2 separate regions of the Homo sapiens genome follow, and region 2 is linked to region 1. Evidence: chromatin loops called from intact Hi-C (ENCODE). Cell type or tissue: heart right ventricle. All regions are shown on one strand.

Region 1 (2,500 bases):
ATAAACCCACTTCATACGTGTGACAATCCTGTGCAGTGGGTGCTGCTTTCACCCACCCCGCTTTACAGATGAGGAAACCAGGTGCTTTGAGATTAAAGAGATGGCAGTGCTAGGACTCAGAGACACCCTGGCCCCAGGGTCTGTGGACATGACCACTGCCTGAACTGCCTGCGAGGATGCTCCTGACCCGTTAGCCTTAGGGTTATGGGCCCAGCATGCTCCCACCGTACAATTTGCTGTAAGAGGGACACACACGGGGCTTGGAGTACCCCTGAGGCTTGCCAAAGGTTGGGGAGGCAGAATTGTGCTGCGGGGGGTGAGGGGGGAAGGGACAGGAGCCAGCCAGGGACAATGTGGCCCTACCTTCTCCCTGGAGAGACCTCAGCTCTCTGGAATTCATCTATATTTAGCAGGTGGCTGGACAGGAGGCAGATAAGCAGAGCCTGGGGAGGGGGGAGGTCCCCATATATAGTGGGAAGGACAGGACCCCACTCAGTCCCTCTTTGGGTGACCTGTGCCTGCTTCGTGCCTGGTGTGACGTCTCTCAGGATGCCTGAGCCGGGGAAGAAGCCAGGTAGCTTTAGGACTGGGGTTGGGTCTAAGTGTGGGAGCAGGGGGGTGTCTACAATTGGGGAGCAGGGCTAGGAGGGAGTTCTTGAGGGGGTTGACGAGGACGTGGCCTCTGAGCCCCAGGACAGGGGCAGCCAGTCCTCCAGGGTCCTTTTTTGATTCTCGGTTTCTTTTTCCCATCCCTCTGATGAGAGGTGAAGGTAAACCCAAGGTCAGGGACGCAGAGAGGGGACACAGCCAAGACAGGAAGCACCCGGGGTCAACCCATTCTGAGAATGCAAAGGGACCCCTTCCCTGTCCCATTGCCTTCACCTTCCACAGCAAGGTTCCCCGCGGACAGAGCCCACGTTTAGTATGGAGCTGAGCCAGGCTCACGGCATGCCTTCAGACCAGTCTCTACCCACTATGGGTCTCAGTCTCCCAACCTGGGGTGCCGGGGGTGGTGGTGGCATTGGGTTGGTTCCTCCTGGCTGTGACATTATCTGCTTCATGAGCCTGTACGGTGTGGCCCCCATGTTGAGGGTGACACAGCCCCTCTTCTCTGAGAGAGGACAGTCAGGAGCCCCTGAACCCAGGCCAAGGGCAGGGAAAATCACAGCCCAGGGACCTGGGCCTGGGCTGTGCCCTTATGAAGGTTGTCCAGGGCAGAGATCCAGGTCCCCATCCCCCAGCGCCCTCCCAGGCCAGCTTTATCTCAGTTGCTGATACCCAGCCTGAGGTCCTTGGAGGACAAATTTGGCCACATTCCAAGTAGGCAGACTTCCCCGCCCCCTGCCAAGGGCCCGAAATGGTTGGGGGAAAGGGAGCTGGGTTCATCACGGGTGTCTCCAAGCAGGGAAAGTGGACACATGCAGAAAAAGTCTTGTTGGGAGGTCAGGACCACAGCCCTGGCTCTCCCGACTGCTAGCTGTGTGATCTTGGAGGAGCCGCTTAGCTTCTCTGAGCCTCAGTGTCCTCCTCTGAGAAATGAACAGAATAACTGCAACTACCTCAGAGAACTGGTAGAGTATTACGTGAGGGGATGCATAGAAAGTGCTAGCACAGTATTTACTGAGAGGGGCTGCAGGGGCGGGGTGCACGCTCCAACCAGGGGCCGCTGTAGCCTCCACCTGGCCCTTCAGTCTCAGCTTTTAGCAAGAAGCCACGGTCAGTGGAAGTGGCCGCAGGCAGCCCTGCCGTGTTCGAGGCCGAGACAGAGCGGGCAGGAGTGAAGGTGCGCTGGCAGCGCGGAGGCAGTGACATCAGCGCCAGCAACAAGTACGGCCTGGCCACAGAGGGCACACGGCATACGCTGACAGTGCGGGAAGTGGGCCCTGCCGACCAGGGATCTTACGCAGTCATTGCTGGCTCCTCCAAGGTCAAGTTCGACCTCAAGGTCATAGAGGCAGGTAAGATCCTGATCAGCCTTCCCTGAGGTTTGGGCTGCTGGGGGAGGGGCAGCCCAGCGACTCTCCATCCATCCAGGGAACAGGAGGTGCTTTCACACTTTCTTGCCTTTGCTGTGGCTGTGCCCCCCGCCAGGAACGCCCTTTCCCCCTTTTCTGCACATGACCTCTCTGAGTACCCCCATGTGCCATCCTGGCTTGTTCCAGCCATGGGGTAGGTGGGAGAGATGAACAAGACACAACCCCACTCTCCCCCTGCAGACCTCCCTGGGGAGATGACCCTGCACAGACGGCCGGGAAGCCCCAGGAGCTGTGGATGAGGGGAGTGCAGCCCAGTCTGAGGGGCTGCTCTAAGGCTGGGGCAGAGCAGGGATGGACCTGGAGCTGTTCAGGGCAGATGCAGAGGACATGGGAACTGATGGCCTGGGACGGGGAGGAGAATGTGAGAGGCAGGCTGGCTCTCCAGCTCAGCATGAGCTGCCTCTGAGGGGCCCAGGCAGCGGGAGGACAGCCATGGCAGACTTTCCTCATCCACAGCGGGCTCA
Region 2 (2,500 bases), 160 kb after region 1:
CCCAGCCTTAGATTTCTGTCATTTTTTTTCTTTTTCTTTTTGAGATGGAGTTTTGTTCTTGTCGCCCAGGCTGGAGTGCAATGGCACGATCTCAGCTCACTGCAACCTCCACCTCCCAGGTTCAAGCGATTCTCCTGCCTCAGCCTCCTAAGTAGCTGGGATTACAGGCACCCGCCACCATGCCCAGCTAATTTTTGTATTTTTAGTAGAGATGGGGTTTCACCATGTTGGCCAGGCTGGTCTCAAACTCCTGACCTCAGATGATCCACCCGCCTCGGCCTCCCAAAATGCTGGGATTACAGGCGTGGGCCACCGCGCCCGACCAGATTTCTGTCTTTATGCAGCCCTCTGTCCACTGACATCTCATCTTGAACTCTGGGTTGAGGACAGCACTGATGGAGCAGTGTGGATGTTAAGGGCTCTGGCCATAGAGCGCAGAATGGGAGCCCTGGGGGTAGCATTAGCTTGGAGCTGGCTTTCCAAAGGCATGTCTGTCTACTTTCAGCTTAGAAGCAGCCCCCTATGCTCTGGGTTTTATTTTGTTGTTTTTTTTCCCCTACAGTACCTCAGGGGCAATTAAGATCAGCTGCAACATTTCTGCTTTCTGCTCCCAGACTTGAGCCCAAGGGAAGCCAGATGTTTTCCAGTCCACATCCCCTTCTCTTTGTGGTCTGATGAACAGCCCTGTTTTCTGAGTCTCTCTATGGCCTGGCTTTCCCAGATCCCACAGCCTGGCTGCCAACTTTATTTTTAATGAGGTTTTAATAGGTGGCTCCTGTAATTAATTTCATTCTTGTGTTTTCACACTTCGGTCTAGGTGCCTAAAGGCCTTCAGGCGCTAGGAGGGATGTTAACTGATTTTAAAGAATACAAAACCCTGTGGCTGTGATTTGCCATTTTCCCAGCTCCTCTGATCTGCAGTTGTTTTTTACAATCATTAATTAGCTGGGGCTCATGGCTCAGCGGAAGGTCAGCTGGTCACCTGTCATGTTTTATAGAGGTAGAAATAGAGATAAGGGACTTGTCCAAGCCCTAAGAGAGAGTGGGTGTTGAAATTGGTCTCAGAAACCACATCCCAGGTTTCAGATTCACTACTCAGCTATGATTTGCCAAACACGGCCAGAATCCTCAGGCCAAAGGTGGCGCGCCTTGGGTGCCCCACAGGTGTCTTGGGGAGGCAGTTTTACCCTTCCATTAGCACTGCCCAGCAAGTGAGCCCTCGGCAGGCAAAATTACCCCCATTCATTTTCTCCAGGTCCCTTTCCCGTTTTGTGAGCGGATTCATCTGCGTAAAGAACGCGTCAGTGATTCCTCCTGGATTTAGAAACAACATAATTTTGCTATTTTTAAAGCTGCCGTTTAAAACTCCGCGCGCACGCACTCACACTCTTCAGGGAGCTGAGGGTGGGAGGAAAAGTACGAGCTTCAGAGGGCGCAGCCAGGCGCCTCAGCTTCCCAGGGCTCAGAGCCGCGTCCCTGGGGGCGCACTCCTCTGAGAGCGCCGGGGCTCTCCGACCCGCTGCGATTCTGCGCGCCCGGGACCTTCTGCGTCCGGGACCTTCTGCGCCCGGGCGTTCGACCCCGTTGGTCCGCGCTCCCCCTGGTCTTCAAGGCTCAGGGCACCGCCGCTGGGTCACCGGGCCCAGGAGAGAGTGGGAGGGGCGGAGAGGCCGAGCAGGTGGCGATTAGGTCAGCTTCGGAACATTCTTGGACCGCTCCAGTGGATATAAATAACAGACGGAGCCGCTCTGCAAAATCTCACCCCCGGGGGAAAGCGGGGAGAGGGAAGTAGGGAGAGAGGAGGGAGAAGGGATTTATTTAGCGTGGGGTGGCATCGTGGCGATATGGAAAAATGTACCAGACTGATAAAGGGGGTGGAGGGGCGAAGGGTAAGAATGAATCGTGGTACAAAATCTGGAAATAAGAACTCGGAGCGGGAGGAGCTTAGGCCTTTTTGTCCCACCCCCACCGCGTGTTCGTCTCAGGCCTTAGAAGGCGCCCCAGATTAGCAGGGCAGCTGTGGAACGGTAGGGCACGGTTTTGGAGTCCCAGCCCTGCCTGACTAGAGGGAAATCTTGGGCAAGCCTCTGAAAAGCCCCCGAGCCTCAGTTTTTGCATCTGTACAGTGGGAATCCTAATGCTTACAAGGGGTGGTTGTGAGCCTCGCCTGAGCCAATTTCTAAACAAGCTGTGCAGCTAAAAATGTAAGGCAGTGTAATTCCCCCGGCCCCTCTCCAAGGCTGCCCGTGCCGGCCCGGTCCCTTCTTGCTCCCTCGGGTCTCCCAGGCTCTGCAACGGTCCGGGAGAGGCAAAGCCGAAATCTGGCTCCCTGCGGCACCGGGGCGCAACCCTGGGGAGCCCGCCCAGGCACTCCGCACACGGGCGAAGCAGAGAAACCTCGACCCGCGCCACAAGAGCCGCTGGTCGCCGCGATGCCTGCAGCCCCGCTGCCCCGCCGCGTGGGGTTGAGGCAGCGGCGGCCAGGAGAGGGGCGGGGCCG

What was found. A loop is a pair of places that touch in the nucleus more often than their neighbours do. Peaks named below come from ENCODE experiments on the same cell type or tissue, not always from the same donor. Only the 100,000 strongest peaks of a DNase experiment are listed, where the experiment ranks them.
Region 2: it touches region 1 in a loop (9-fold over the local background); 79 of 110 quality-filtered maps call a loop at or near these places.

Annotation. Positions count from the first base shown.
Region 1 is chr11:47,350,697-47,353,196 of GRCh38, reverse strand. It overlaps MYBPC3 (myosin binding protein C3), which reads left to right and starts at 495. Exons shown (of 35, transcript NM_000256.3): 1 at 495-574; 2 at 1,692-1,958. The coding sequence starts at 550. RefSeq lists enhancers at 871-1,851, 1,852-2,500. In heart right ventricle, no CTCF peak of the experiment used is centred here; DNase peaks (open chromatin) are centred at 483 and 1,236; H3K4me3 peaks cover 2,134 bases; H3K27ac peaks cover 2,500 bases.
Region 2 is chr11:47,186,482-47,188,981 of GRCh38, reverse strand. No RefSeq gene overlaps it. Among named protein-coding and RNA genes, the nearest start is that of PACSIN3, 1.3 kb to the right of the region's middle. RefSeq lists a silencer at 2,450-2,500 and an enhancer at 1,892-2,500. In heart right ventricle, a CTCF peak has its summit at 1,470; DNase peaks (open chromatin) are centred at 1,401, 1,801, 1,971 and 2,441; H3K4me3 peaks cover 1,837 bases; H3K27ac peaks cover 2,500 bases.